Regions from separate parts of the Mus musculus genome. Here region 1 is linked to region 2. The links are chromatin loops, found by intact Hi-C in ENCODE. Cell type or tissue: left cerebral cortex. All regions are shown on one strand. Each heading gives the region's core, and the rest is flanking DNA. Links, peaks and the distances in the headings are about the cores only. Region 1 has its middle 120 kb from the start of Gm41044. Region 2 has its middle 16 kb from the start of Gm36703.

The links. A loop is a pair of places that touch in the nucleus more often than their neighbours do. Peaks named below come from ENCODE experiments on the same cell type or tissue, not always from the same donor. Only the 100,000 strongest peaks of a DNase experiment are listed, where the experiment ranks them.
Region 1: it touches region 2 in a loop (2.7-fold over the local background); 2 of 42 quality-filtered maps call a loop at or near these places.

Annotation. Positions count from the first base shown.
Region 1 is chr13:101,886,463-101,903,396 of GRCm38, reverse strand. No RefSeq gene overlaps it. Among named protein-coding and RNA genes, the nearest start is that of Gm41044, 120 kb to the left of the region's middle. In left cerebral cortex, for the core only: no CTCF peak of the experiment used is centred there; no DNase peak of the experiment used is centred there.
Region 2 is chr13:102,325,381-102,342,314 of GRCm38, reverse strand. No RefSeq gene overlaps it. Among named protein-coding and RNA genes, the nearest start is that of Gm36703, 16 kb to the left of the region's middle. In left cerebral cortex, for the core only: no CTCF peak of the experiment used is centred there; DNase peaks (open chromatin) are centred at 7,661, 7,915 and 8,157; H3K27ac peaks cover 231 bases.

The DNA.
Region 1 (16,934 bases), core at 4,428-12,427, 440 kb after region 2:
TGTCCCATCAACATGTTAGTGATTTCTAACATAGCAATGGAAATAGTCTAAATTCAATTTATTCTCCAGTTGTCTAACCCGAGAGACTAACTCCACTGGGAAGGTGTCAGACTGTACATTGAGAGAGCAGCAGTAGGTATTCTAGTAGGGATGTAGTTTGGAAATGGTTGGGCCTTGCAGTACCCCTCAAATCACACTATATTAATGACCGCTATATGAAAATAACTTGAGCCACAATATCACCATGAGTCACAAAACTGAAATGGCTGCCAAGAAAGTAATGCTATTGTTGTGTATATCGATGATAATATGGTTTCAATGTCGCTGGTTTGGCTAGATCACATTGGGAGTATGGAATTCCCCTTTGGGACTTAAATTTCAGGAGAAATATTGTTCCAAGAAGATCAGCCCAGATACTGAGACAGCTAACTATGGTCTTCACCAAGATTGTAAAGAAAGCAGCGTGCTCTGTGATGATATTTCATTTAAGGACAAAGCCTGAAAGTGTGCATCTCCCATGCCTTCCTGCCCATAGCAAATATTATTAATCAATCATAATCCTCTTTTCCATCTGCTTGGTAAGTGAACATGAGACTGGATAACCTCCATTTCATTGGCCCCAAAGTTCTGTGGCTGTTCTCTTTGACTGGGCTAAGTAGGACAGGCCTGGGGAAGTGGGTTGACAAAAAATATTCCACAAAGCAAAGCCATTTACTTTCAAATGGCCATTATCTCACTGGAGACAATAACAGGGAATTGGCTTGAAAGAGAATGAGCGGAGCACAAGGAGATAGGTGATTGCTTCCCTGCTATTATAGTAATAGTAATATTTCTTTAAAAAAAAACTTTTGGACACTCTCATCTGCCAGTTATCTTTATTCTTTTCTGTCCTCACGTGTTTTAACCTCATGCCCTAATCGGTTTGGTGAGGAGCCAATTAACTCTGTTTAAAACATGGAAGAGACAGCAGCTGCCAGAAGCTTGGCCCGCTGTGTTCCAAGACGCGGTAATTCTTTCCCTAATGACATAGTAGAGACTCTGTCGCCACAGTTAAGAGCAGGCTCGAGACAATTACTATATTTAAGTCCTACTCTGCAGGTTATCATATCCACATCTGCAAGCTATTCTCTTTGTAAAGCATTTGGAGTTATTTGCCACAGAAAACTCATTGGAAAAGGCCAGTGACTGCTTAAGGAGACATTAACAGACATTCCACGTGGCTAACCCAAAGACAGACATGCAACTTTCTTCTGTGCTACTTCAGTCCTACTCCTGCTTCTTGAAACCCGCCTCTTCTTATCCAAACAGGAAATCTGTGCTTGGGGTTGAATGAAGAGGTTGCAAAGAACAAATGCCACCCACCCCTTGGTCTATGCATAAGAGAGACCAATCATGGACACTGGTCAGCTGCTCAGAAACCACCAGGAAAGATCCCCAGACATTTATAAAAGGAAGAAATTAAAAAGACACTTGCAAAAACAAACAAACAAAACAACAGGCTAGGACCCTCTAAATACTGACATCCTGGCATTCATGGCCTGGAGCAGGTAGCCATTGCTCTGGCTTTGACTCCCTTGTTCATAACATGGGGATGGTCAATACTTAATACTTTGTCCTAGGAGGACTGGAATTGCTAGACTGAAAAATAGATGTGGAAACAGTGTGAAAGGGAATTTGAGCATCATACAGGCATTTGTATTACTATAATAAACATTGTTGCTATTCTTATGTCCTTGTGATTATAATTGCTTGTAACATCTTATATGGAAATGCTTTTCCTAAAATCCAGATATAATCCAGGCCACAGACTCTCCAGTACAGAACTTCCAGTCTCTCCTTTCTAACTTCAGATCTTTCTGAGTTTACTCAGAGTTTGCAGCCTTGGAGCTCTTTCTCTCTTTCTTTCTTTCTTTCTTTCTTTCTTTCTTTCTTTCTTTCTTTCTTCCTTCCTTCCTTCCTTCCTTCCTTCCATTCTCTCTCTCTCTCTCTCTCTCTCTCTCTCTCTCTCTCTCTCTCTCTCTCCCTCTCTTTTATTAGATATTTTCTTTATTTACATTTCAAATGTTGTCCCCTTTCCTAGTTTCCCCTCTGAAAATCCCCTATCCCCTCCCCCTCCCCCCTCCCCCTGCTCCCCAGCTCACCCCCTCCCATTCTGATCCTGGCATTCCCCTACACTGGGGCATAGAGCCTTCACAATTGTTACCTAGAAGTTGAAGGTTGAGCAGCTCAAAGTGTCAATCATGCAGGACATGCATAGACCCTGTAAAAAGGAAAATTGTGCTTCTAAGCACTGAGCAGTGGGACAGGCACTCTGAGCTCCACCACGCCTACCCACCTCACCATCCCCATCCTATTTCTCCCAGAAAGTTGACTTAGCTGAATCTGTCCTGACACAAGATAGCTCTATTTATTATAGACTGGTTATGCTGATGAATTTTTTTTCATTTTTTAAAAACATTCTTGTAAGTCTTTATTTCTCCATTTGCTTTCATTGTCATGACTCTTCATTTTATTCCTAAGGCACATTAAAAATAAGTAAATAAAAGAGTGGCTAGAGAGATGGCTCAGCAGTTAAGAGCACTGGCTGCTCTTCCAGAGGTCCTGAGTTCAATTCCCAGCAACTACATGGTGACTCACAACATTCTGTAATGGGATGCAATGCCCTCTTCTGGTATGTCTGAAGACAGTTATCTCATAAACATAAGATAAATAAATAAAACCTTTTTTTAAGTAAAGAAAGAAAGTTAAACCTTACCCATAATACTCTACAAACCCCACTATTTAACAGTTCCTTATGACCAGAACAAGGCACTTGGATATATAGATGGGGAAGTACATGGTAATGAGAGTGGGGCCACTGTTGAGGTGATGTTTGTGGATGCCATTATATAGTACAACATCATCATATACTGAGCTTGTGGTCCCCAAATCTGTTAGTCCTTAGACTTCCCAGATTTCTGAATAAGATAAATTGTTCTAGAATGTGATTTGCTTGATGCTCCTTAGATAGAATTCTATGATATTTTATCACTATTAAACTCTTCACCTTCCATAGTCATTACAGTTATATAATATTTTTAAATGCCAAATAAAACAGAGGAGCAACCCATTTCTTAGAATAATTGAGTAACTAGCCAATAACAAACTAAAGCTTTATCTTCAGTCATTTAAGTGAACTGAATTTTCACTCTGCTGAACTAAATAGAATATATAATTCTAGTCTATTGCATTGAATAAATATATCATACAAATATATACTGTACAAATTATGGTCAACTGAGAGAGATAAAATGCATCTGACCCAGCCAGTAGGCATAATAAATTTACCACATCTAATGTGAGTTCCAGTCTAAATCTACTTATTTTCAATTTGGGGCAGGGTTGATTCATAACTGTACATGATGAAGCAGGTTTGTGACACAGATACCATTTTTCTCTTACATTGGTTACTTGATGTAGCTAAGAAATCACAGAAGGTTTACCCAGAGAAGATAATAGTTTGCAAGTTCCAGGATGAGGGGCATGCATAGGCAAGGCCTCTGGCTATAGTCATTAGTCAGTAAGAGCCCGGTTTCTTTCTCATTGCTTTTGTTCTCCTTCCAAATACCTCACTCATCTCTAGTCAGGATCTTAAAACTCACAGGAATCCTATGACAGCCAGGCCACAGGTACAAAGAAACCCATGAAAGCAGCCATGGAAATTCCATTCCTGGCAATGCCACGTATCTGCTGTCCAATGGGCAATGCCTATTCCTCTGTCTTGTGATTGGGTTAATTCATTCTCCAAATGAGATCTGGGTGGCAGCTGAAGATGTCTTTTGTGAATGGCAAGTAATGAGCAATGACTTCTGGGTAAACATGATCAGATTAATATAAGAAAAGGCTCATGCACTCAGTAGGGAACGTGCTTGTAGTGACCCTGGGTCAGAAGAGATGATCTCAGAAGTTTCTCATGTAGCAACATCTTAGAGTAACTTTCAATCAGATTAACGTGAAATCTCAAATATGGTCACCTGCAAGACCTACATATGACAACACCAGTTGACATGTCCGTGTGGATAGGGGTAAGCTTTCCAAGACCCCAACCCTAAATAAAGAGCTACAAATAGTCAGTGACTGTCAAGAGAGGGTGAATCTGTTTTCTCCATAGACAAGCTCCCTTAAAAGTTATCCAGTTCCAACTGGTCAGGTCTAAGCACGTGTACATACAGGCAACACTAAATTAGACTGAATATGTTTCTCTCTCTGTTTCTGTCTCTCTGTCTCTGTCTCTGTCTCTGTCTCTGTCTCTCTCTCTCTCTCTCTCTCTCTCTCTCTCTCTGTGTGTGTGTGTGTGTGTGTGTGTGTGTGTGTGTGTGTGTGTGACAATAATAATTAAAGAAGGTGTCATGACTTAGAGAGGAAGTGGAGGTCGAAAGTTGGATCGGAAGAGGGGAGAGGAAAAGAAAGATGCTCCACACACTCCTCTATGTAATTCTCCAAAATATGAAAAGATGAAACTAAAGAGAGAGAATTATTTCAGGCTGATGGGACTTTGTGGGACTAGCAGTTCTTTCTTTCTTGATATAGCTTCACACGTCCTTAATTGCTAACTTAACCTCATTCAGGGTGAGTAAGTGAATAGCCTGCTAACACACACGGACCCGTGCATGCCTCCACAGGCATGACCGACATTCACAGGAAACAAGAAAATCCAATGAGTGTGGAAATGAACGTGATAATATCCTCCCCATGTGAAACATGAGATTTGACATGCTTGTATGTAGACAGGGCTAAAAACTATTACTGAGGTAATGGTGCTCTGTTTGTTATTGCTTGTTTTGATGGTTGGTCTATGCTGGGGCATGAACCTAAGACTATGCTAAGCAAGCAATCTACCACTGAGGTGCATCCCAGCCCTGGACTGATCACTTCTTAAGGGAAACATCTTTGAGAGTATTTAGCTTATTCTATGCATCCCTTCATTTGTTTGAAGGAAGCTGGTTTCTTTGCAAAGCAAGCCAAGAGAGCTTTAGACAATGTAAGAGTCCTCCCTTAAGAGTAAGGCAAAGAAACCCAGTTTAGACTTTCAATTGAGCACAGACAAGTTAATGTCTGCTATTGTCACCTATGCTTTACATCATTCACTTATTAACTTAATTGTTAAGTCATTTTTTTAATTTTTATTTTTCTGGTAACATTCCATAAATAATTTTCATTACCCATCATATTCGCATTATAGAACAGTGAAGCAAAGTAAGGCCGTGGTCCCATGCAAGCAACGACCTCACAGTGTAACAGAGAACTCAGTACAACATCTTTGATCAAGTAGATACTAGTGACACTCTTGTGGGTACCAGTGCACTGCAGATCAGAGCAGATGGAAGTCTTTGCCTCTCTGCAGCATGTTATACATCGAGAAGACTGATCTAGTGGGGACATACACTGAGTGTATGTGAGAGCGAGAGATTGAGATAACCAATCCAAATGAAGTTAGGGCAGAGCACACTAGAATATATGATGTTTGTTTTTAAAGCACAAAAGCCCGGCCTCCAACCCTGTGTGAAGTTTCCCCTTACTGGGAAAGCAGAGACTTTTTAAAAGGTCAGTGCCTTCAATCCCATCACTCAGAAGGCAGAGGCAGGAGGATTTCTATGAGTTCATGGCCAGCCTGGTCTACAGAGAGAGAGAGAGTTGCAGGACAACCAGGGCTACACAAAGAAATTGTGTCTCATAAAAACAAATAAAATGAAACAAATTGTTTTATGAATTTTAAAATATGCTCTAAAGTCATTGACAAAGACAAAAATTGTCTAAAATTATCTATGAATGATATCTCAATACATGCTTTTAATCTACCCAATTAACTGTGATCTTTATTGTTTTGTTTTGTTTTTAAGTCTTTAGGGTATGAAGTTTCCCCAGTTCTCAGTGAACTCACCTTCTGGAGAGGCTGCTCTTGAATGCATCACTAAGTCTCAGTTACTCATAAGACAGAGGTCATTGAAAACCGGTTGGTGGCTGTGACATTTAAGGTCCTACATCTTGAACTCTGCAAAGCTTGTGCAGAACCTTAACATGAGTCTATTTATGTTTCCTAAAATTTATGTGTACACTCTTAGGCACATGTATGTACATTAGTTAAACATGGCTGAGTTGTACATAACATATCATTACAAGTACTTGGCTTCAGCATATGGAAAATTAGATTGGGATACGGTATGCCGAGAAATTCTATAATGTAAGAACTTTTAAATGATTACATAGCTCTGTGATGCGTGTAATAATATGGCATCTGTGTAATTTTGAAACCACAGCAGTGAGGTATGATTGGAGTTGGGTAGTTCCCTTCTCCCACAGGGAATGCTAGATCTAGCTGAAGTTAAGTGTAGCGTCTGTCATTTCAGGAAGGGTCCCAAAAGACTAGGCAGGTTAGACTCTGGTTCAACAGTTTCTCCTGAAGGCAGACCTGCAAACAACTGGTTGTTCAGTCTTTGTTGTTGCTGCTGCTGCTGCTGTTTTGGTTTGGTTTTCGTTTTCGTTTTTTTCAGACAGGGTCTCTCTGTGCAGCCCTGGCTGTCCTGGAACTCACTATGTAAACCAGGCTGGCCTCGAACTCTGAGCTCTGCTTGCCCTCTGCCTCTTGAATGGTGGGATCAAAGGTGTGTACTACCACTCCTGGCACTCTAGATTATTTTAAAAACACTCTCTTCCTCCATGCTCCTTGCAGAAGCATTGGGGGGGGGGGGGATTTTTCTCTGATAGTTACCATATGCAAGCCAGGATTCTGGGGGCCCCTGCTGGGTGACTAAAGTCCTCTGTAAAATTGGGTAGGTAGGGAGTGGGGGTGGGTGGATGTGGAAGGATTTGGGGATCAAATCCACAATCAAAATACCATTAGACAAAATTCTCAGTGGACTAATAAAAATAAAAGAAGCAGTGATGTAGAAAACTTTGAAACACACATACACACACACAGAGACCCAAAGACAGAGACAGAAACAGAGAGGGAGTAGCCTAAAAATGGTTAAATTACTTACCCAAAGTCACCATGCATAGGTACGGTAGTGAAACACTGCGGTCCAGATCTCTTGCCCTGTTCTCTTTCTACTGAACCTTTCCACCTTTGATGTCCAAAGTGTCCTAGTAGTCTAATTTGAAAGGATTTAAAGCCCAAGATTTACTGTATACAAATGTGTTAGTTTCACATGATTTACACACTGCATTCTAAGATGCCTTCTCCCATCCAAACCTCACCCCAGATTCACCAAGAGAGGGAAGTTTTGTTTTGTTTTCTCCATTTCTCCTGAAGGGCAGGCTCCAACTCACTCCAGCCACAGGCATCTGTAAGAGCTATGAGCCTTGTTTTCAGCTCATAGCCTTTTGGGAAATTCAGCTTCAGCATGCTGGGTTTGTCTTCCGGGTCCACTCAGTCTCCTGCAGCTCTGTGCCCATGGGCTTTTGTGCTGTGATGGACGGGACTGAGAGGATTCCAAGTTCTTCCTCTCTTATTGCCACAGGTGCACAAACAAAACTCTCATCCCATGGGCTTAAGGGTCATCTGGGGTGACAGGCCCACATCCCTCCCCAACGCTCCCAACTCAAGAGTCACACTTTGTAACCGCCTTCCCAAAGTGAGAAGCAGAGGCAAAAACTCTATGGCAAATTAAATTCAGGAATGGCAGCAGAAAGTGAACAAGATATTTTTTATAGACAAGTTTTTGTCAGCTTGGGGCATGGCTAACAAACAATGGGGATTGCTCAAGATGCTTTCAACAGGTCCAACTCGGGACACAGAAATTTAACAAAGAAGTTGATGTTGCAAGGCAAAAGCAGTGGAAAGATGTCCCACACTGTTTAAATCAGATGCCCTGACGAGCACTAGATATCTCCAATACCATTTGTTGAGCCCCTAAAAGACAATGCTGCTAACAACCGTGGGATGGGTCACCAGCCCAGGCCTGTAGCAGAATGTCATGCACAGGCTACGTTGACCTAATTGAGCTGAAATTCAAAAGCTGCATGTTGATCCCTAAGCAAGTACATTGCTGGCCCTTCTGAGTCGACCTTCAGTTAACAAAGATACACATGGGGACTAATGCACACGCCTTCGTTTGTTTAAGTTCACTCAAGCGATAGCATTTTAAAAGTTGGCTGTGAACAATGGCCATTTAGTGGTTCCTGATCAGCTACATGACCCAAGAGCTAGTTTCTGAAACCCTCTTCTGTGTCATTCATTCTTTCTATCCATTCAAGCAGACTGGACTTGGCTGGAACCCCTGGGGCTCTTTGGGGTGAAAACCTGCAGGTGGATGGAAGAAATGAGGGAGATAGGAATACATTTGTCCTTAAGTGTCATCTCTTTTAATACAGAGAAAGATGTTTGAAACCCAAAGTCTATGGGGTAAAGAAAGAATCTGTTCAGAGAGATTTTATACTTACTAATTTCAAAGCATCAATGGTGATATATTATGTTTGTCCTCATGAAAACTCTAAGATCTATCACTATCCTAAATGTTAACTTTGGAAAAAATACTTTTACATATAAGGAATTCATTGTTGATAGTTGTCGCAATTCAGTGTCATTTTTCATATTGGTTTTCCATTTATCATTCTCTTTCTTTAATAAATTTTGAATATCTGTATAAACAGTAAGATCTCCAAACTTCAAGTCAATGTATATGTATGTATGACATTTGTTGTTTTCAAATATCATCATTTCACACACAAATGCTATGAAAGTAGCCTGTCCTGTTTGCCACTGATTAGCTTTCCCTGGGGTGTTTGACATAACCTTGGAACAGGGATTATTGCCGTTTTAAATTGGGGATTCTAGTAGAACCAACTAAATCTAAAAGCCAGATGCAGCAACTTTTTGACCAGAAAATGTTTTGGTCACATGGTCAGTGTATTGACATCTGGTTGTTATTTGGGAAATTGGGAACCTGCCACATTCCTGTTCTGAGTTCAGAAATAAACTGAAATGACAAAAGTCTCATTGTACCCAATATACGTGCAGAAATGAAAACATCTACCAGTTGCCTATACATTTAATCTGGCTCCCAGTATTGTTCTGCACAAGGACACACGCTGTCAAACATTAAACGACGAGATGTCAAATAGACCATGTCTGTTGTCTCTAATGATGCTGTTTTCATTCAACATAGTCCCCACAGTCTAGGTTTCTATTCATCTTTTTTTTCCAACTGTGTACAGGTACTAATTAGCTTCAATTTATGGTCACCATTAAGCTGAGAGCCAAGTTCCATTTCTTTTGTCCCTTTTAAACTTCTCATCAGAAGTTAATCAGCTGGCCATGGTAGCACACACCAATCAGCCTAGCACGCAGCTGTCTGAAGCATGCGATGTTTGCATTTGAGGACATCTCGGGCTATATAGTGAGGGAGGTAGAGAAACGGTTCAGTGAATAAAGTCCTTACACACCAAAGTTAGGATCTGAGTTCAGAGTCCCTGGTCTGCAAATAAAAAGCCAAGCATGACGGCACGTACGTAATTATCACGGCACTGAGAAGGCAAAGACAAGATGAGCGCTTGGGCTGCCTGGTCAGCCTGTCTAGCTAAATGAATGAGTTCCATGTTTCAAAAGTTAAGATATAAATTGAGAGAAGAAAGCACCCCATACTGACCTCAAGCCTCTATGTGCATGCCCACACAAGGGCACATGCACTCACATAGACACAGAATACACACAAATGCAAAGAAAGGCCCACTTCAAAAGATTTGAAGTCCTAAACCTCTGGTTTTTACTTTACCCAGGTATACACCAAACACGTGCCTTAGGATGACTAACATGGCACTGGTACATTCCCCTCAAGTCTTTCTGAGGTATCTGTCCTTTGGCTCCGATTTGCCATGTCAGATTGCCAGCCTCCCAAGGTTCATCTAAGGTTTCAGCTACACAACAACAGCAAGAAAGGAAGGAAGGACAAGACTGTGGAACGGCTCAGTGACTGAGCACTCACAGGCATGTCAAGACCCTGGGCTCCATCACTAGCACCACACGAAAAGACAACTTGAAAAATGGACTGAGAATGTGTGGCCTGGCTCCTGTTGGTCCCTACACACTTTCTTGGGAGCGCCTCCTTCAAAAGACAGCTCAACTAGTCAGTTTTCCAAGCATGATTTAACAAAACCAAATATTTGGATTTTAGGAAAACGAATGCTGAACTTTTGACTCAACATGGTCTCAAAAGCCAGGGTAACACGTCATGACACCTGATAAAGGAATGCAAGTTCTGTCCGTGGTAGGAAAAGTCAAAGCAATGGCTGCCTGGACGCCTCACAGAACGACTTACAATCTAAATTGAGAAGCCATCACTTTTTTTTCTTTTTCCTTTTTTTTAATTAGGTATTTTCCTCGTTTACATTTCCAATGCTATCCCAAAAGTCCCCCATACCCTCCCCCCCACTCCCCTACCCACCCACTCCCCCTTTTTGGCCCTGGCGTTCCCCTGTAAGGGGCATATAAAGTTTGCAAGTCCAAAGGGCCTCTCTTTCCAGTTATGGCTGACTTGGCCATCTTTTGATACATATGCAGCTAGAGACAAGAGCTCCGGGGTACTGGTTAGTTCATAATGTTGTTCCACCTATAGGGTTGCAGTTCCCGTTAGCTCCTTGGGTACTTTCTCTAGCTCCTCCATTGGGGGCTGTGTGACCCATCCAATAGTTGACTGTGAGCACCCACTTCTGTGTTTGCTAGGCCCCGGCATAGTCTCATAAGAGATAGCTCTATCTGGGTCCTTTCAGCAAAATCTTGCTAGTGTATGCAATGGTGTCAGCGTTTGAAAGCTGATATAGTTACAGATCCATAGTCATTTAGTTGCCAGTACTTAGTTAACTACAAGGATGGGTCTATGACAACCTCTCCTGGGTGTTTTTAACTTAAGACACAACAGATGGCTTGACCAACAGATTCATCCAACTCTTCCAAACTGAAAATTAGAAAGGAGCAAATCAAACACCACATTTTCCTCTCAGATGTTAAGCTAAACTGATGCGGGCTTGCTCCTGTAATTACGGTATTACAAGAGATTTATCGCCATCAAAGTCAATCAAAACACACCAAACGAAAGCTGATAAAAAACACAAGAGAGGCCGTATAGAATTTTTTTTAATCCCACAACTAAAGATCTCATTGATTTCAGCCATAGATGCATTTCCTTCCACCGAAGAGTCCCGGAGTTAGAAAATATAACTCTGGTGGGGACCTGAGCTATGTTCTGACTGCACGGTATTCATTGAGTTCATTTCCATCTGTTGGTATTTTTTAACAACAACAAAAAAATTGCTTTGTATTTGGTCAAGCTTTTCAAACTTTTTAAGTATGAGAAAGTAATGCAGTCTCTTAATTCCAGAATATTCTAAGCAAATAAATACTATTAATGAATCTTCTCTTTAAATACCGTATTGAGTACAAATTGTCTGCACATACAAGTTCCTCCCAGACTTGTCTGTGAGACTTCCAGGAAAAAAGTGAGGGTCAAAGAGGTTAAGACTCCCCACAGACGGGTTATCAAGCATTATCTCCTTCATTCCTTCCTGTCTCCTAATGCCCATGTGACATAACCATGCCAAGTGATGGCAGCTCAGTGAAGGAGCTGACCCAGGCCAAGTGTCCCTTGTCCTCCTCCCGTATTAGTGCAGCACCCTGTCCACATATTTCCCAATATCAACTCTGCTGAGATACTCCCTTGGATGGAGTCAGAGATCAGCACTCACTCCGAGCTATAACTTCCAGCTCCCGCCAGCCTGTCTCCACTCACAGCATTCATTTAGCAAGGAAGCATAGCAAAATTTATAGCCTGGGCTTTTATCTTGAGGAGTTTTAGCACCATGAGGAACCTTATACTCACTCGTGCTTAAAAGCTGTTAAGAAGGCAAGCCCTGAATTTGTTTGAACCAATAGGGAAGAACAGTAGCAAGGCTGCAAATAAATCCGAGAATCAACAGCTTGACATGCTCCAGACTCCTGATTTTATATTTAACGTCTGAAGATGCCACCGGTTAAAGAAAAGGAATGTAGCAAAGATTCAGTTGGCACTCGCTCTCAAAGCTGACCACCTGACTCCAAGCCGCAGAAACTACTTGAAAGAACCAACTCCTTTAAACCCTGCTATACATACACCATGGGCTTTGCAGGTCCACACACATGCACATGGTGAATGAGTAATATATATAAATAAATGAATACATATGCATTCATATATATCTTATGGTGTATTTGGGGAGTTTATAACATGTTATATGGGATCTAGATGGAGGGCAAAATGGCTGCTACACTGGGCTAGATTAGTATAGCATTTTCTATAGTCACTTCCTCAGAGGAGAGTGGCTACTATCTACTAATTTGGCAAAGATCCCTCATACAAAATAATTTTATTAAATTTCTCCTTGTATATTAGACACCTAGCCTGTTCATTCCACTTCTCTGGAATTATGTGTAATCTGACCTAACCCTCCTTACCCTCAACCTCGACCCCGACAATCATGTCTATCCTCACTGAACAGCTGAACTCTTTGGTTGTCTCATTCCATGTATAGCTGGAATCATTAATTTCTTTCAGTTGTGCGTGTGGCTTAGTTCACTTGGCATGGTATCCTCCAAGTAGTCTATCCGTGTTATGCAAATAGCACACATCTCTTTCTTTTTAAGGGTAAATTACAATCCATTGCACACAAGCACAAATGTACCATATTATCTTTACCAACAGTCCATGGGATGGGGAATATCTGTGTCTTCGATTGCCTGCATTGCTGCCTGTGTTCCCTATGTCTATAAATGATGATAGTGGCTAAGTGTTCAGTCACAAAGTATTCACTGAGTACCCACTGTGTGCCAGGCCCTGCTGTATGTCTTAAAGATACAGCAGTCACTCAAAGAGACAGAAATTCTTTTTCCTGACTTTTCTTTCCATACCATGCATCCTTTACCTTTTCCTAGGGGCCATTTGCAGTAGAAGCAATGAGATAAAAGGCCATTCATTTTAAACAAAAAATTTTAGCCTGGACATTTCCACAGAGAGTTGATCACAGGCTGTCAAAATCTGGCAAACAGCCATGCTCAGTCGGGATTTCTGTCTCCACTGTGGCAATTCTGGTACTCAGAGCAAGGCCTGGCCTATGGTGGGTGTTCAGCAAATGCTTGTGGAACATTTTCCATCATCAAAATTGATTGCCTTAGATCTTGTCTTAACTGCTAATGGGTATATCCATCCTAGATTCCCAGGCCCCTCCTAACCTAGACATCAGACCATTATCCATCTGTTCTCGAGGACTAGTTTTATCTGGTCAGTTTATACCTAAAGAATGACACCACTTGGCCATGCTACTTATTCACATAGAATGAACCAAAGCTTCTTAAGCCATGGATCAATGGCCTTAGATAGGGTCATAAAACCGACTGTGGGGGCCACAAGAAGTTGACATTAGAAAAGGTTCTAAAAGCACAAAGAAATCTAACTCAAAATAAATTCTGCATTGGTTCTTATGCATCTCTGGCAGCAATCACATGTAGTGGTGTGCACAGCTTCACTGCAGTGTTGGCTCTCAACACAACATTGTATGCTCAACCCAACCCCACCCCCATGCCAAACAGCAGTGGAGACAACTAACTGAAACACCTAAGGCTGCCATGTGTTAGGAACGAAGTGGCTTTACTGTACACATGAAGTGGCAGTTCTAACAGAAAAGTGATGATTTAATATAGAAAACAAAAGACTCAACGTTTTCCTATTTTCACTCCTCAGCATATCATTGTCTAATTAGATTGCATTGTATGCGAATGTTTGGCTTTGGAAACTGTTGCTCCAGTTTCTAGCATGGGTTGCATAGAAGGTCACTGGATGAGTTTTAAATTGAGATTAGGACAGAATTTCTAAGAATTTCTGAAATGGTCTGAACTTCTGTAGTTCCTATTATATAGTTATGTGAATTAACATTTGCAGCATTGGTAGTAACAACAATGATAAAATCATAAAATAACGATCAACTCTGGAAAATGCTGAAATGCCAACAATTCAGACAAATTTTAATTCCTTATGTAAAAAATAAACAAAAACATTCATCTTGTTAGCATGCAAATTTACTTTTGTGCTTGCTAACAAATAGCAAAATTATATGTATATATTGAAAAGGTGTTTACAATAGATTTTATACTTTATTATCAATAAGAGTTTTATTTGTATGCCCATATTATAAACTTAGATATTCAAGTTCATGTACAGTTAAATTGGTCAAAAAAGATCCGTTGTAGATTTGATTTAATGCTTGTATTATGTTAATTGGGTTCTCCCCAAAATTACTCAAGAATCCCACAGGTAAGGTGCTGCAGGTCCATGCCCCAGTTAATTCTAATTGGTAAATAGAGTTGTCAGTCAATAAGCCAGGGGCAGGACTTTAGATTTCCTGGGCAAGAGAACAAAGGAAAGAAGAGACACCATACCAGGGAAGCAGAAGGATCAGGCTTGAGAGCTGCAGTGTAGAGAGACTGCCAACATGTAAGAGTCAGGATCGAAGCCCAGGAGGGCTGCAGGCCTGGGTAGGGGACAGCCAGGATGGTTTTTAGTAAGTAATGATTCAGGAAAATCAGAGAGGAGAGTGTGCTAGCAACATGGAGGATTGAAGTTGCCCAGCCATTGAGCTGTTCAAGGTATACTAAATATAGGGCTGTGTGTCATGGTTTGTATAGGCTTGGCCCAGGGAGTGCCACTACTAGAGGGTATGGCCATTTGGAGTAGGTGCAGCCTTGGAGTAGGTATGACCTTGTTGGAGTAGGTATGTCACTGTGGGCATGGACTTTAAGCTCCTCATCCTAGCTGCCTGGAAGCCAGTATTCTACTAACAGCCTCCAGATGAAATTACAGAATTCTCAGCTCTGCCTGCATCATGCCTGCCTGGACACTGACATGCTCCAGCTTTGATGATAATAGACTGAACCTCTAAACCTGTAAGCCAGCCCCAATTAAATGTTGTCCTTAGAAGGGTTGCCTTGGTCATGGTGTCTGTTCACATCAGTAAAACTCTAAGACACTGTGTGTGTGTGTGTGTGTGTGTGTGTGTGTGTGTCTGTATGTATGTATGTATGTATGTATGTATGTATGTATGTATGTCTTTCATTCGAGGATCCAGAGCATTGGGCAGGTAGCAAGAAACTCATGCGACACTGCCAAAGAGATTAGAGCAGATTATCCAACTACTGCTACAGGGGTCATAGCAGAAAACATTTATGAAGACCTAGAGTAAACCACCTCTTTCACTGAGATTTAAAGCCACAGTGTCAAGCAGGGGCAGTTGTAGCAAGTCATTACATTTCCCCTATCCATATCTCCACCTTTCATGCATTCCATGAAAACAGCATGGGCTATCCATCAGACCGGAGGACTTTCAGAACCACATGTCCTTAAGCTGAAGCCTGGGTCAATCTCATATGGCATTATGGATGAGAGGTACCACAGCAAACCATTTCCATGACAAGCCAGAATAGACATGTTTTCAACTATATTTACTTTACCTTTGTAGTAGGGACATAACTCTATACAAAAAAAAAAGTCTATTCCTGGCTGGGTTCTAGTAGCTATTGACAAAAGCAGGCATCAGGTCAGTTTTTGTCTTTGAACTTTTTGTTTTTGGTGGTCCCTATTCCTGACCCAAGGATGTGTAAAATAATCTCAAGCCCACTCCAGGTCATTCAATCAATCAACTACAGACCTGTTGTCTAGAATGCACATATCTGTGATCAGGTCATCTTTTATAAAAGAAAAGATAGCAGTCAGGCATGGCTGTTTACCATGTTATCCCAGTGCTCAGAAGCCTAAATTAGAGGGTCTTCAATTGGAGTCCAGTCTGGGCTACATAGATAACCCTGTGTCACAAAGGGGAAAAAAAGTAATGACTGCTCTGTCTGCTTAAGTTATCCAGTGTGCACCAAAGCCCAGGCTGCTGAAGCTCTGCTCCTGATGACAGCACACATGCGCAGAAGTGTTGACCAGAGATTTCAAGTTTCAGTGTGAGGGTGCTCTACAATCATCTGGGACTTGCGGGATCTGGGAAAACGAGACATACAGGGCACTGGCCTATTTACATAAGAGCTACCAATTACCGGGAAATTCTGCTTCTATTGCTCTGGACAAAAAGTCCAGATGTCAGACTCATCTGCCCTGGATCCTGGAGCAGGGTCAGTGGGATGGAGACACAAACTTCTCTGGAAGTTGCAGGCCTAGAGGGTTTCATTAAACTGCAGTGCTTGAAGCCATCTTTTACTGTCCTTGTTCAATGTTCCTAACAAGTCAGGCTACAGTAAAACTAATAGTCCCCTGACAGCTGGCCCCCGGAGAAATTTTATTGTTGTGAGTTATAACTTGCTGCCTTGTGGGGTAGCCAGTAAAAGAAAATCACAGGGAAACAGGACAATAAGAGAAAAGAATAGGGAAAAATGCAAGACGAAAAACCAACTATAAAGTGTGATTGCTGCTGAAATCACCTATAATAAGTTAGTTAGATCATTTAGTCATCAGCTCTGTCAATGCCTTCTGATTGCCTGAGTTTTAGGAAAAGGATGACAATTCTTATCATGAGGTGAATTCTTCCTGGGCTTCTATCTTTTATCTATTTAATAAAAGCAGGGCTTTAGTTTTCTAATTTACTTTTCTCCTAAAAGTTGGAGAGAACTGTGGTGCCTTTAACAGCCCCCTTTCAGTGACTAAGTTAAGTTCGGAAGAACAAGGGGGTGCCTGAGGGTATGTCAACTAGGCTGACCTAACCTCCATTCCTTTAAGCCTGTGAGAGGTATTTACTCCTGCATACTATTTGCCAGAAACCAGTGTTCCTCTCATATCTACATTTAATCTTGAGCCTGGATCTAATGAGAACAGCTATATAGAAGACAGGTAAGCAGAGATGTCTGGTAAAGTTTAAGGGAAGCTGCTTCTCCAAACAGA
Region 2 (16,934 bases), core at 4,053-12,052:
TTCTTCTTCATGTTGTATCTTTCAGGGGAGAGAAATGTTAATGTATTTCAGTTGACTTTTTTTTTAAACTAAAATTAGTGTTGTCTTGAAGAACTCTTTGTAGATCTAAAAAAAAAAAGAAGACAAAAGGAACACCCCTCGACTGGTTGAAAGGCATCTGTAGAAACCCTTATCTAACACCAGATTTGAGGATTAAATACTAAATGTTTTCACCTTAAGACTAGGACGAGCACCAACATATTTGGCTTTGCCTAGTGGATGTTCCAGCTAAGGGATGTAGGCAATGAATTTAAGAAAAGAAAAAGAGAAGCCTCTTCTGTGAGTGGTTTTGTGGCACAGTGGCAGGACACCGGACAGAAGCAACTTAATGGAAGACAGATTGATTTTGGTTCCAGGCTTCATTCCATCACAGTCGAAAAGACATGGCAAAAGTCACAGTAGTGGGCCAGGCCGTGGTGGCACATTCCTTTAATCCCAGCACTTGGGAGGCAGAAACAGGCAGATTTCTGAGTTTGAGACCAGCCTGGTCTACAGAGTGAGTTCCAGGACAGCCAGGGCTACACAGAGAAACCCTGTCTTGAAAAACAAAAACAAACAAGCAAAAAAAGTCATAGTAGTGAAACTTGTGGCAGAAGCATCCCACAGTCTGGCAGATCAGGAGCAGTGACAAGACTGCAAGCAAGACTCGGCCATTGCCCTAAACATCCTGTACCATGGATCCTGCTTTCCTAGCTAACCAAGTGTCACTAAAAATTGCTGAGAGTTAGCAGTTGTGCAAAAATAAGAGCTTTGCAGGAGACCTTTCACACTCAAAACACAACAGTTCTCAACATGGAAATAATTAATTAATTAATTAATTAAAGCTATTGCCTTTTGCAAATAAGACAATCTCCCATATATAAAGTTGGAAAAATTGCTTTTGAAACCCTGTGAAGTGAACCGAGATAGCAAGTCTTCAGAATAGAAGGTCAACATCCTAAATGATTATTTTTCAATGGACAATCTGAAATGAGACTAAGAAAACAATTGTATTTACAACTCCATGAAGAGGAATGGGTCTGCGAAAAGCAGGACATGCACAACCCTACAAATTTATTAAAAGAACTTTTAAAAGATGTAATTGGAAGTAGAATGGTATTCCACAGTCATGGGCTGCATGATTTAATATTTTTAAAGTGGCAATATTTCTTGAAATGGTTTACAGATTGAAGGAAATTTCTAACAAAATTCAATAAGGATTGGAAGCCTGACCCTATAATCTCAATAAACTCAGAATATCCACCATAAACTGAGAAGTATCTCTGAAACCTTGGTCTTCAATCAAGGTACGATATGGCCACACCAATTGAATGCTGCAGTATAATACACAATATTGCCATAATAATACAGGGAAGGGAGTGATTCTTTCTTTTTAATTAGGTATTTTCCTCATTTACATTTCCAATGCTATCCCAAAAGTCCCCTATACCCACCCACCCCCACTCTCCTACCCATCCACTCCCCCTTTTTGGCCCTGGCGTTCCCCCGTACTGGGGCATATAAAGTTTGCAAGTCCAATGGGCCTCTCTTTCCAGTGATGGCCGACTAGGCCATCTTTTGATACATATACAGCTAGAGACAAGAGCTCCGGGGTACTGGTTAGTTCATATTGTTGTTCCACCTATAGGGTTGCAGTTGAAGGGAGTGAGTCTTAAAGAGGTTAATTTTAACAATTACAGACATTTTGTTTTCAATAGGGTGTCAAAATCATTCAGTGAAGAAATGATAGATTGATTAACAATGGCCTTGAGAAACTGGATATCCATGTCCAAAAGAACAAATATGACCCCCCCCCCCACATCACACTGTATACAAATATGCAGATGTCAACTCCTCAGAGGATATAATTCTCTCAGAGCTACATCTCCAAAGCTCTCAGACATGCATGTGGGAATAAACCTGTTGTGACCCTTGTTCAGGCACTGGTTTCTTGAACACAATATAAAAAGGCACAAGAAAGGAAAAATTCCACTTTCATCAGAATGGAAAACGTTTGTGCTTTGTTAGACAGTCTTAAAACTGGTTAGAAAAGGCACAGGGTAGAGGGGAAGTGTGAGAGTTGTGTATCTGAGAGCAACTCTTATCTCCTGTGATAAAGATAAAAGGGCTATCCAACTGACAAATGGAGAAAAGGATCTGAATGGCACTTCTGTAGGGATGATGACCACTAAGCATGTGAAAGGTGTTCTGTATCATTAGGTTTCAGAAAAGTGCAGAGCAAACTAATGGGAAAATGCTTTGTAGTTACTATGAAACTAAAACTTTTAGCAACATCTAAGAAGACACATTAACACTTCTACAAGTGTTGAAGAGTTAATGGGAAAAGTGGAAGCCTCATATATAGCTGGTGTAAAGGTTGATAAAACAAGTTCAGCAGGTCTAAGGATACCACATACCTCAACAACTTATGTCCCTGGTAATGAAGCTTTAACAAAATCAAACATTTCCATTCAAAACCTATTTTTGTGAATGATCACAGGATCAATATAAATAGTAGCTGAAAAGCAAAACAACAAAATTTGTATCAATTAATGGATGAATAAATAAATTTCACTACATTCACTCATATAATAGTCACAAAAAGAAATGACTTACTGTTATGATTTGAATATCATATGAGTCTATGATATATCATAGGCATGTATTTTTCCCATTAGTTCATTTACTTATTTACTTTACATCCCAATTGGAGCCTCCCTTTTCTCAAGTCCTTCCCTCACACAGTTGGATGATCCTGATGGTAGTAGGTGAGGGAAGATGTGGACCAGACAATGGAGGTCAAGGTACCCTCCTCAGTTGGCTGTGCCTCAACCAGACCCTACCTATCTTAGTTGGATCCTCTGCTACTCCAATTGGTTCACCTGAGACAGCCTGCAGAAGTGAGTAGCCTTCATTGTCCCCTGAGCCCTATTGTCTAGCTCTGGGGTACTCCTCAATCTATAGGAGCCTTGTGGTACCCCAAACTGGATGCATAAAGAGAATCCATCATTCTGCTATACAAAAGAAATACATCTCAGCAACAAAGATAGTAATTATCTCAGTATAAAAGGCTAGAAAAAAGTTTCCCAGGCAAGTGGATTCAAAAAACAAGCTGGAGTAGCCATTCTAATATTTTATAAAAATAGACCTCCAACCAAAAGTAATCAAAAGAGACAGAGAAGGACACTTCATATTCATCAAAGAAAAAAAATCACCCCAAAGGACATCTCACTTCTGAACATCTATGCTCCAAAATGTAAGGGCTCCCACAATCTTAAAAGAAACATTAGTAAAGCTTAAATCACACGTCAAACCGCAGTGGGAGACCTCAACACCCCTCTCTCAACAACGGACAGATCATCAAGGCATAAATTAAACAGAGAAATAACAAAACTAACACAGGTTATGATTCAAACGAACCTAACAGATATCTATAGAAAATTTTACCTGAACAAAAGAATATACCTTCTTCTCAGCACCTCACAGAACCTTCTCCAAAATTGAGCATATAATCAGTCACAAAGAAAACTTCAGTAGATACAAGAAGATTGAAATAACCCCATGCATCTTATCAGATCATCATGGGTTAAAGCTGGACTTGAACAACAATAGAAACAACAGAAAACCTACATATTCATGGAAATAGAACAACTCGATACTCAACTATCACTGGATCCGGAAAGAAATAAAGAAATCAATTAAGACTTTCTAGAATACAGTGAAATGAGGGCACACCATACCCAAACTTATGGGACACTATGAAAGCAGTGTTAAGAGGAAAGTGCATAGCATTAAGTGCCTTCATAAATTGGAGAGTTTTCAGACTAAAATATTAAAAGTACATTTGAGAGCTCTAGAAAAAGAAGAAGCAAACACACCCAGGAGGAGAAGATAGCAGTAAATAATCAAAGTCAGGGCTAAAATCATTAGAAACAAAGAGCACAATACAAAGAATGAACAAATCCAAGAGCTGAGAAAATCAACAAGATAGACAAACCCTTAGCCAAAGTAACTAAAAATCAGAGATACCCAAATTAACAAAAATCAGAAATAAAAAGGGAGACATAATAATGAACATTGAAGAAATCCAAAGAATCGTTAAGTCTTACTTCAAAAGTCTCTATTCTACAAAACTGGAAAATCTAAATGAAATGGATTATTTTTACACAGATACCACTTACCAAAGCTAAATCAAGATCATATAAACTATCTGAATAGTATTATAACCCAGACGGAAATAGAAGCAGTCATTAAAAGTGTCCAACCCACCCCACTCCGTCCCCCCAAAAAGAAAAAGAAAACAAAAACAAAAAAAGCTGTGAGCCAGATGATTTCAGTGCAGATTTCTACCAGACTTTCAAAGAAGAGCTAATGCCAATACTCTTCAAATGATCCCACAAAACTGAAGCAGAAGGAACACTGCCAAGCTCATGCTATGAGGCCATAGTCACCTTGATACCTAAACTTCATAAAGACTCAACAAAGAATGAGAACTTCAGACCTATTTCCCTTATGAACATTGATGCAAAAATTCTCAATAAAATACTCTCAAACCAAATCCAAGACCATATCAAAGACATCATCCACCATGATCAAGTAGGCTCTATTTCAGGGATGAATGGGTAGTTCAATATACAAAAATCCATCAACATAATCCACCATATAAACACACTGAAAGAACACCCCCACATGATTATCTCAATAGATGCTGAAAAATCATTTGACAAAATCCAACAGTCCTTCATGATAAAAGTCTTGTAGAGAGCAGGGATACAAAGGGCATATCTAAACAAAATAAAGGCAATATACAGCAAGCCAATAGGCAACATCAAATTAAATGGAGAGAAACTTAAGGTATTCCCACTTAAATTAGGGACAAGACAAGGATTTTTCCGGTCTCCCCATGTGTCTTTAATATAGTACTTGAAGTTCTAGCTAGAGCAATAAGACAACTAAAGGAGATCAATGGGATAAAAATTGGAAAGGAAGAAGTCAAAGTATCATTATTCACAAATCATATAATAGTATACATAAGTGACCCCCAAAATTCTACCAGAGAACTACTGCAGCTGACAAACACCTTCAGCAAAGTGGCTGTATACAAAATTAACTCAAAGAAATCAGTAGCCTTCTTCTGCAAAAGTGATAAATGGGTTGAGAAAGAAGTTAGAAAGACAGTACCCTTCTAAATGTCCACTAATAATATAATATCTTGATGTAACTCTACCCAAGCAAGTGAAAAGCCTGTATGACAACAACTTCAAGTCCCTGAAGAAAGAAATAAAGAAATATATAAGAAGATTGAAAATTTCCCCATGCTCAGAGATCAGTAGGATGGACATACTGAAAATGTCAATCTTACCAAAAGCAATCTACAAATTCAATGTAATCCCCATCAAAATTCCAATGCAATTCTTCACAGATCTTGAATTCTTAACCTCATATGGAAAAACAGAAAACCCAGGATAGCTAAAAATGATCCCGAACAATAAAAGAACTTTTGGAGGTACCACTATCCCTGACTTCAAGTTGTACTACAGAGCAATAATAATAAAAAACTCTATGTTATTTGTATAGAAACAGACAGGTGGATCAATGGAACAGAATCAAAGACCCAGAAACAAACCCACACACCTATGGACACTTGTTTTTTGACACAGAAGCCAAAACTATACAAGGGAAAAGGGAAAGCATCTTCAATAAATGGTGCTGTACTAACTAGGTGTCTGTATGTAGAAGAATGCAAATAGATCCTTATCTATCACACTTTATAAAACTCAAGTCCAAATGGATCAAAGACCTCAATGTAAAATCAGACACATTTAACCTAGTAAAACAGAAAGTGGGGAGTAGCCTTGAACTGGTCAGTACAGGAGACAATCTCCTGAACAGACCACCAATGGCTCGGGCACTAAGGTCAAGAATTGATAAATGGGACCTCATGAAACTGAAAAGCTTCTGTAAGTCAAAGGATACTATCAATAGGACAAATCGGTAGCCACCAGATTGGGAAAAGATATTCACTAGCCCTACATCTGACAGAGAGCTAATAGCCAAAATATGTAAAGAACTCAAGAAATTAAACATCAACAACCCAAATAACTCAATTAAAAAAAATGGGGTATAGAGCTAAATAGAGAATTCTCAACAGAGGAATCTCGAATGGCCAATGAACACCTAAAGGAATGTTCAACAGTTAGTCATCAGGGAAATGCAAATCAAAATGATTCTGAGATTTATACCCATCTCAATGGCTAAGATTAAAAAAAACCAAAGGACAGCACATGCTGGCGAGGTTGTGGAGCAAGGGGAAACACTCCTCATTTCTGGTGGGAGTGCAAACTTGTACAACCACTCTGGAGATCGATTTGGTAGTTTCTCAGAAAACTGGGAATAATTATACCCCAAGACCCAGCTATGCCACTCCTAGGCATATACCCAAGAGCACTTGCTCAACTATGTTCACAGCAGCTTTATTCATAATAGCCAGAAACTGGAAACTCAGCCACTAAAAACAAGGATATCTATCATGAGCTGCACAGTCAAATGGATGGAACTAGAAATTATCATCCTGAGCGAAGTAACCCAGAACCAAAAGGACATGCATGGTATGTCCTCACTTATATGTAGGTATTAGCCATAAAATACAAGATAACTATACTATAGTCAACAGACCCAAAGAAGTCAAATAACAAGGAGGACCCAAGGGAGAATGGCTGAATCTTTCTCAGACAGGGAAACAAAATGGATATTGGAGGTCAATGGAAGGAGGGAACTGTGTGGGAGAGGGGATGGGAAGAGGAGCAGAGGGAGGAGGTGGGATCAGAGGTAGAGAAAGCAGGGTAGAGAAGGGAAATGGGTGGGGTGGGAGGGGGCTCCACCCAGCAGCCGACAGAAAGAGATGCAGAGACTCACTCCCAAATATTAGATGGAGCTTGGGAGTCTTATGGAAGAGTTGGGAGGAAGATTGAAGGACCAGAGTAGGATAGAGGTTCCACAGGAAGACAAACAGAGACAACTGTCCTGGACCCTTATGGGCTACCGGAGAGTGATTTACTAACTAAAGAGCAAGCACAGGTTGGACCTGGGCCCCTGAACATATGTAGCAGATGAGCAGCTGGGTCTTCATGTGGGTTCTCCAAGCAACTGGAGCAAGGGCTGAACCTCTTGCCTTGTCTGGCCTAGTCCTCCAGGGAGTTGATGAGCAAAGGTCTGGGGGCAGGCAGTTAACACCCAGAGGGGGATTTTCCAGTCTCAAAAGAGAAGGTAGAATGGGTGGAGGACTTCCGTGAGGAGTACTAGGAGGAGAAGGAGGGATGATATTGGGTTGTAAAGTGAATAAATAAATTTAATAATGCTTAGGATTGTTATCTAAGGCAAACTCTAAACTGTCCCATCTGAGACTTCCATTTTCCGTTTCTTTCATTTCTTTTGGAATCTAACAGGCACTCGGCCTCAAGGTTGTCATGGGGATTTTTCTTTCTTTCTTTCTTTCTTTTTTTTTTAACTAGAAAAGTATTTCTTTTTGAGCACTGCTTGTCCTTCTGGCTACCTAGTTTAGCTCCTTCATCTTGGCTGGCTATTTGCAGTTTGATTTTTCACAGGGGTTTCCTTGTGCATACAGAAGCTGCTAGACTACTTGGGTATACATTATAACAGTGAGGGGAAAAAGTAAAAGAGTTTAATAAGCAGAGGTATTAACGGCTTTCAAATGAGTTGGCAATATATCCTCTCTCCCCTTCCTCCATCGCCACACCAAGAGGCACCTGCAAACAACAACAGTGATGACGGATGATCTGGAAGTGCCTTGCAGGGCCCATCCATCACACGCAAACTCAGGTCCGTGCCGCTTGGCTTGTGCTAAATGTGGCCTCGGAGACTAGAGTTTGGCTGCGCTCCAAGGCCCCTCTCTGGCTTCTGTCTTGCTGTTTTTATATATGATCTGCAGGTGTTACTGATATAATTTGTCCAAGAATTATGTCTGATGTCATGCTTACGAGTCTAGATTTTCGGGGGGTCAGTATGGTAGTATAGGAGAAGCCCCACCCCCACCCCGAAACGCACTCCCTGGTGATTGCATAATTAACAGCCTAGAAATAGCTTCGCGTGCCTGTTGCTGAGATGTGAACATATGGTTATCACTAATTTGGAATCGCCTTTGAGAACTAATTCAATTTGGAATAAGAGATCTAACCAGCATTTAGCATCAAACATATGATTATAATTTTAGAATTATGGAGAGAAGACTCAATCTCTTGGGCATTTTAGAGAGAAGACATCTTTTCAAAGGGTGGGGGAAGGGCTGGATGCTGGATGCTGGACAAGCAGATGCCACAGGTTGAAATGAAGACTTTTATTTGTTTATTATTTATATTAATTAATTAAGTAATTACCATAGAGCCAGTCTGTAGCTAAGAATCCTGCCTGCTGGGATGACAGGAACACACCCTCATGTGTACCTCCTGATGAACTTTAGTCACAGTCAGTGAAAGTGTTCCCTGTGGCTAATGCATTGATTTGTATAACCGTGCATTTAGGGCCTTTCTGTTTTTTCCCCCTTCTCTGTAAAATACTAGTTGGTTGCTTGGCTGAATCAAGCTGCACCAGTAAGGAAGGATGTTTTCTGAAATACATTGTTTCCATGGTCATATTTCTCAAAGATAAAATAGGTTCTTTTGTCACATATGACTACAAAATTGCTTCATTTGGGAATTTCACTGCATTAGACTTAGAATATGGAAAAAGTCAGAGAAAATTAAATAAAGTAATACCACACCATTTAAGTCCATGTGTAACATTTTGTGTATATGTATGTATACAATGTGTGAGTGTGTATGTGTGTGCGTGTTTGTGTGTGTGATTTCCTTATAGCTAAATGAATACAGGAGGAGAAAAGGCTTTGAGATTTATGAAGTTGACAGGGGATTCTTGTCTCTTCCAAAGAGCCACGAAGAGCCTGTGAAGAATGCAACCAAGCTGAGTTAAATGAAAAAGGAGCCAGGGCATTAGACTGGATGTGTCCACTTCTGTCACTAAAATAATTCATTTTCATTTTCACCGCTCTTGTTCTCAATGTGAAGGAGAAAAACCCCACACCTTTTTAAAAAATATTTTTATTAGGTATTTTCCTCATTTACATTTCCAATGCTATCCCAAAATTCCCCCATACCCTGCCCCCCACTCCACTACCCACCCACTCCCCCTTTTTGGCCCTGGCGTTCCCCTGTACTGGGGCATATAAAGTTTGCAAGTCCAATGGGCCTCTTTTTCCAGTGTTGGCCGACTAGGCCATCTTTTGATACATATGCAGCTAGAGACAAGAGCTCCGAGGTACTGGTTAGTTCATATTGTTGTTCCACCTATAGGGTTGCAGTTCCCTTTAGCTCCTTGGGTACTTTCTCTAGCTCCTCCATTGGAGGCCCTGTGATCTATCCAATAGCTGACTGTGAGCATCCACATATGTGTTTGCTAGGCCCCAGCATAGTCTCACAAGAGACAGCTATATAAGGGTCCTTTCAGCAAAATCTTGCTAGTGTATGCAATGGTGTCAGCGTTTGGATGCTGATTATGGGATGGATCCCTGGACAGATGTTATACAGACACTAAGAGAACACAAAAAACAGCCCCACACCTTTTAATAATGCTTTTAGTATGTTTCAATAAAAAAGTTCGGATGTCTCCAGTTGCAATGATAACAATGGAGTCAATATGTAAAATGTACAACACACATTCTCCATGATAAGACATTCTCAAATGCTTCACACACGTGGCTCTTTTCATCCCTAACAACAAATCTTCAGCTGGTTGGCTATATTCTCCCTGTCTTTTCAGGTTGCAGAGAAGAGAGCACAGATCGGGTAAGAATTTCGCTTAGGCTTATGCAACTGGGAAGTAATAAAGTGGAATTGTGACCTCTCAGGCTGACTCCAACTCTGTTTCTCCTGCTTTGCTCCACAGTAAATCATTATATCTTATCCCCCCATAGTAAAAAAAGCTCACAAACTATCCCAGGAAGCCCCAAGGAATCCTGCAGATACCACTTCTGTTTTAGAGTTGGGAAATTAAGAAGCTGACTTCCAAGGGGTTGAGTGGCATCCCTAAGTTCCCTCAATGAGAAAAGGCACAATTAGGGTCTGCACCAAAACCATCTGGTTCCTCTCCTGTGTGGCTTCCATGATATAAACTAAAACAAACCTAGATGAAGGATGTGTGTATGTAGTACATGTGACAGTTCCTTCAAAGGTCCCAAAGAACGACTGTTGGCCTCCTTTTCACCTCAAAGACAGTCAAGTTTTAGTGTTTAGTTCTAGTAAAAAAAAAAAAAAAATCACATTGGCTCTTAAAGAAAGGTTTCCCTTCCAAGGCTATGTTATTAAAGCATGAATTAACATGAAACAAAAAAGGATTCCATGGTCAAAGTTGTTTTGGACTTTTTTGTTTGTTTGTTTTGTTAGAGTTGGTTTTTTGTAAGCCCAGAAACACACAGCATAAAAGATGTGAATTAAGTATACTTGAGTTTCTCAAACACACTCCAGAGAGTGCACATCTATGCAGGCCTGCATCTGCAGGCATCTGTGTTTACGGACTGAACAGTATGTGCGCAGGGCAGGTTGTGCTAGGGGATTAACTCTGACGAACAGCATGCCACAGATGTTTTACTGAGAATGGATGGTGGTTGTATGCACAGATTCCTCCTAATACCAGTGTTGATAACTTTATGGGTGTGTGCAGATTGGAGGAAGGAAGAGGAGATGAGCAGAGGGCAAATGTAAAGCAAGAGAAGAGCGGGGAGGAAGAACTCGGAAGGAAAGTATACGTGTCCTTTGCACTGAACTCTCCTCTTGTTCCCACCTGTTCTCGGGGTGAACATGCAAGACTGTTGTTGACTTAGGAATGGAAAGCCATTCCTCTCTCGATTGCTTGTAGCTTTTTAAGCTTGTTTAACAGCTTTCATCTTAGGCCCCGTGTCTTAATCTTAGTTCCTTCAGATTCTGATTCTCCATTCGTAATCTTTCCCATGCGCTATGGGCATCCATCTATTCCTCACATGTTCCCATTCTCTCCAAAAAATTATTAATATAATAACTTTACATTTAGCATTAGCCCAACCTTTGGGAGTAGTAATGACTGGGAATGATAACTTCATGAATAATAGACATAGATGCTCATGTTTAAATAGAGAAAACAAACAAACAAAAAAAAACACTAAAAGACAAAGGCAGAACTGTAGCAGAGAAATACCGGGAACAAGCAAAAATGGCTGTCTGAGCATAAAAGGTAGAGACTATTATAAAATTTGGAGGGTTATATTCTTATGTTGATTATCAAGTTTATGATAAAATATGACACACTTCACTAACAAATGCATTTGAACGTAATGCCTTCCTGCTTTATAGATGGCTGCCTGACTAGAATGTCAAGGAGGGGACATCACGAGAAAATGAGAGGAAGCTGACAAAAATGCTGAAGCAGGGGTATAATGGGAAGATTTCAACTTGAGCTTTGATTGGATGGCTAAAAACAAATAAACTACAAAGAAAGATCGATGACATAGTTAATAAAGTTGACTGTCCAGATGAAGCTTTGTGTATCTTACAACAGAAAATAACGGATTTGTTTCACAAGCCTTCATGGAGTTGCTGTTAGTTGAAGAATCACGGTACTAGTGGTTCTTCATATGCCGGTTTGCCTTTTATTGCTGTGATAAAGCATGGCGTTAGACAAACTTGGGCAGGGAAGAGCTTGGTTTAGCTTATACTTCCAGGCAAAAGCCCATCACTGAGTCAAGTCAGGGCAGGAACTCAAGCAGTAGCTGAAACGGGAACTGTGAATGGTGTTGCTTCCTGACTAACTCCCAGGCTCATGTTCAGCTACCTTTCTTACACAGTATCCTGGCCCCCTCCAACATAAATTAGCAATACAGAAAATATTTGAGAGCACACCCATAGGCCATTCTGATGGAGACAATTCTTCAGTGGAGGCTCTCACTTCATAGGTGTCAAGTTGGCAACCAGAATTATCAGGGAGCCTAACTTAAGAACAGGGTTTAAAGAAATAGCTTTCAAAAAATTCCCAGATGTCCCTCAACAGAAGAATGGATACAGAAAATGTGGTACATTTACACAATGGAGTACTACTCATATATTAAAAACAATGAATTTATGAAATTCTTGGACAAATGGAAGTATCTGGAGGATATCATCCTTAGTGAGGTAACCCAATCACAAAAGAAGTCATTAGATATGCACTCACTGATAGTGGATATTAGCCCAGAAACATAGAACAAGATACAATTTGCAAACACAAGACAATCAAGAAGAGGGAAGACCAAAGGGTAGATACTTCATTCCTCCTTAAAACAGGGAACAAAATATCCATGAAAGGAGTTACAGAGACAAAGTTTGGAGCTAAAACAAAAGAATGGACTATCCAGAGACTACCCCACCGGGGGATCCATCCCATAATCAGCCAACAAACCCAGACACTATTGCATATGCCAGCAAGATTTTGCTGAAGGGACCCTAGTATAGCAGTCTCATATGAGGCTATGCCAGTGCCTGGCAAGTACAGAAGTGGATGCTCACAGTCATCTATAAGATGGAACACAGGGCCCCCAATGGGGAAGCTAGAGAAAGCACCCAAGGAGCTGAAGGGGTCTGCAACTCTATAGGTAGAACAAAAATATGAACTAACCAGTACCACAGAGCGTGTGTCTCTAGCTGCATATGTAGCAGAAGATGGCCTAGTCGGCCATCACTGGGAAGAGAGGCCCCATTGGTATTGCAAACTTTATATGCCCCAGTACAGGGGAATGCCAGGGCCAAAAAGTGGGATCGGGTGGGTAGGGGAGCAGGGCGGGGGGGGGAGGGTATAGGGAACTTTCAGGATAGCATTTGAAATGTATATAAGGAAAATATCTAATAAAAATATTATAAAAATTGTTTTGTGTGTGTGTGTATGTGTGTGTGTGTGTGTGTGTGTGTGTGTCTGAGTCTTATTATGTAGCCCTGGCTATCTTGCAACTCACTATGTAGAACAGACTGGCCTTGAACTTACAGAGGGCCACCTGCTTCTCTCTCTTGAGTGTTGAAGTTAAAGGAATGCATCACCATGCCCAGCTGAAGAAATGGCTTTTAATCTGGGACTTGATGATGATTCAGCACTTAAGATAGCAGTGGGGAAGACTCTTTCAGACAAAAGGAAGTGTGTGTGTGCTGTGGAATAATATGGAAAGGGTGAAAGTTGAGGTACACTTTTATAAACTTGGTGGTAAGATAAAAAAAATACTTTATACCAGATTGCCAATCCTGGCTCCTTCTCATCAACTGTTTTCTCTAATAAATTAAGTGGGAGGTTTATGGTGAGTATAAGTACTCCAAAGGGAAAAGAAACAACCCCCCACTCAATGCATATACGAATCTAGGGGCTAAGGGGTTAACAATGTAGGGAAATGTTAATGGAAGGTATCAATTTCAGAAACCTGATCTGTGGAGTTTCTCAGAAAGGCCTTCTACAAACTTGCCAGACATGCGAGTCCTAACATCACGGTGAAAGACAGATTATGATTCCATAGGTGTAGGGTTTAACTGGAGAATCTGTGTTATTTAAGGTCTCAGCTGGTGCTGATGTTGCTGGTACAAGGAGTTCCACCTTGGTGAGCAGTATCCCTGCTGACTAAAATGGACTGCCAGATTTGAGAAGTACTTAGCTGCAAGTATCAATATTTGTGTCATCCTGTCTGCCTTTTATCCACTAGCTTATCTATCTCTCCTATTTAATTCTCAGCTCACAGAGCCCTTCTGCTCCAGAAGGTATAGACAGATACAATGTAGTAATGTGCCTCTGACATGGCCCAATAGCAGTTTCTCAAACTAGTTTGCAACAGCATCTTTTGGGGCCATTACCTTATAGGTAGGGTATTGAACCTGTTCCAAACATAACCTAGGATGCTCTCTAAAAACCTGTAGTTTCCCTGGCTCTGTGGATTTTAGCATGCTTATCTTTTTCTTCACAGCCAATATCCACTTATAAATGAGTATATACCAAAGTTGTCTTTCCAGGTCTGGGTTTCCTCACTTGGGATAATTTTTTTCTAATTCTGTTTATTTACCTGCAAATATTGCAGTATCACTGTTTTTAAACAGCTGAGTAATACTCCATTGTGCAAATGTACCACATTTTCTTTAGCCATTATTTGGTTGAAGGACATCTAGGTTAATTCCAGTTTCTGGCTATTATGAATAAATCTGCTATGAACATAGCAGAACATGTGTTCTTGTGGTATGGTTGGGCATCTTTGGGGTATATTACCAGAAGTGGTATATTACCAGAAGTGGGTCTTGAGGTAGATTGATTCTCAATCTTCTGAGAAACCACCATATTGATTTCCAAAGTGGCTGTACAATTTGCACGCCCACCAGCAGTGAAGGAGTGTTCCCCTTGCTCCACGTCCTTGTCAGCATGAGCTGTCATTTGTGTTTTGATCTGACAGATGTAAGATGGAATCTCAAAGTCATTTTCATTTGCATGTCCCTGATGGCTAAGGATTTTAAACATTTCTTTAAGTGTTTCTCAGTCATTTGAGATTCTTCTGTTGAGAATTCCTCTTCCTGGGTTGCTTCATCCAGCCTTGATGTGACGGTATGTACCTGATCTTATTATAGCTTGGTATGCCGTATTTGGTTGATGTCCCTGGGAGGCCTGGTCTTTTCTGAGGAGAGGTGGGGCAGTGAATCTTGGGGAGAAAAGGAAATGGGAGGGGAGAGGCTGGGTGGAGGGAAGAAGAGGGAAACTACAGTTGGTATGTAATATGTGAGATAAGAAAGTTTTTAAAGAGAAAAAAGACATACATGCATAGAGAGAGAGAGAGAGAGAGAGAGAGAGAGAGAGAGAGAGAGAGAGAGAGAGAGAGAGAGAGAGAGAGAGAGATCATGGTTTCCAAACACACAGGAGTCCAGGACGAGAAGTATTTAGGATCTTACCTCTCACCAAGCTTGGTGTACCACCGAGGAGTAGCAGATAGTGGGTCAAGCCGTGTTCACTCCCTCCCCTCTTCTTTTCTTTTACCTTAGAATTTATAAATCCTTTATCTAGAAAACAGGGACATAGAAAACACACAGAAAAGTAAGAAAGGCAAGGCTCATCCTTCCACCGAAAAGCAAATTTTCAGAAAGTACTTGAAACTATTTTTTGTCCATATATTTTGTTTTACTTGGCTTAGCCCTACATCAAACTATGTTTATTATACTGTATTAGTTTTTGGAAGGAGGAGGAGGAAGAGCAAAAAATTCATTGCCATCCCTTATGATTTAAATATAAAATGTCTCCCATAAGCTGTTGTGTTTGAACAATTGGTCTCTGGGTGGTGGCAATGCTGGTAGGTGGGATTTGGCTGGGGGAGATGGGTCACTAGGGATAGGTTATTGAAGTTATAACCACATTTGCTTCCGATTCCCTTCTCTGCTTCTAGCTGTACAAAGATGTTAACAAAGCATGCCACTAACTTTCATGATGCCAACTCCCTGCTGTGGAGAGTCACTCCAGGCACAATGGGAGGGTACGTGCTGATACTGTCCCCAACTGATACTGTTGCTTCTGTAATATTTAGTCACAGTGACAAGGAAAGTAATGAGTATGTTACATGAATATTTGATTCCTGTACTTTATATTATTAACTTTTAAGATTTCATCTCCCAAACAATTGTTCCAAATGTAAACAACTTTACATTTCCTTGACATTTCTGAAGTATTTACAGAAGTGCTCAGTTTCATTGTCATATAGTTAAATGCAATTACTTTTACAAGCTCCATGAGGTTAATATGTTCTATTCTTGATCTCTTGTCAAGATGTGAAGATGTTTACATTTTCACAGAGGGATTTTAAAGAGGGATTTTAAAGTACCTGTATACTGACTATCTAGGTTTACAGATTTTTTTTCTTTTAAAGTACCAGAAACATCATTTTCTTGCTTATGGCTTTCAAAACCATGTTCACCTTCTGTACTTTATTTAGTGAAGCATGTGACTCTGAAACAGAAACACCGTGTTTTACTGTGGCGAGCTGATAAGATTCTGATGGAACATGTATTGCTGATAGGAGCATGGCCATATCAAGGACTCCAATGCCTCAAACCCAGGAGAATGGAAAAACTTTTCTCAGGTCATGTTCAGGGGGTGTAGCAAAGCCACTTCCTGGTCCCTGTGTGGATGTTGACATTTTAACCATAGCTTCTTTCTCCTGGTGTTTACAGCATGAAACTGTCCCCTAAAGAGACATCCTCTCCCCTTTTCCTTGTTCAGCTATGTAAAATGAACCTGCCTTCTCAATGCAGACACATAAGACATACACTCTGGAGTTTCTGGGCTATTGGCTGATGCAACTCCATCACTTTACATGGTCCATGCAAGCTCAGCTTCTCAGTTCAAGTTGGTGTGTCTGTCTTTTCTTTATTTCCTCAATTCCCCTGTCAGGTTAACCCCAAAGCTCTGCAGGCTGTGGCATTTTATAGTCATCATTACTCTTAAGTACACTATGTATGCTTTATAACTTAATCTCTGGGTCTTTTTTTAATGAAAAGATAGTTCATCTATGATTCTTCTTATTATGTACAGAGGATAGTTCATGTATGTTTCTGCTTATTATGTATAGAGAATAGATTTAAAATCCATTTGAATTTTCAGTTTATGAATAAATATTGTTAATTGGAAAAAAATACAAGCTGCCTCCCCAACTCCACAAAAAGCCCTTACTGTTTAATAATGAATATGTAGTAAGGATCCTGTAGTTTAATCAATTTTTCATTGGTTTCATTCTATTTTTAAAAAGTGACTCAGACCCTGCGTGCAAAATAACTCAACGACAGCATAAAATCTGTCTTCTTACTCTTGGGGAGTTTGTGGGGCCTTGGGATCCCAGA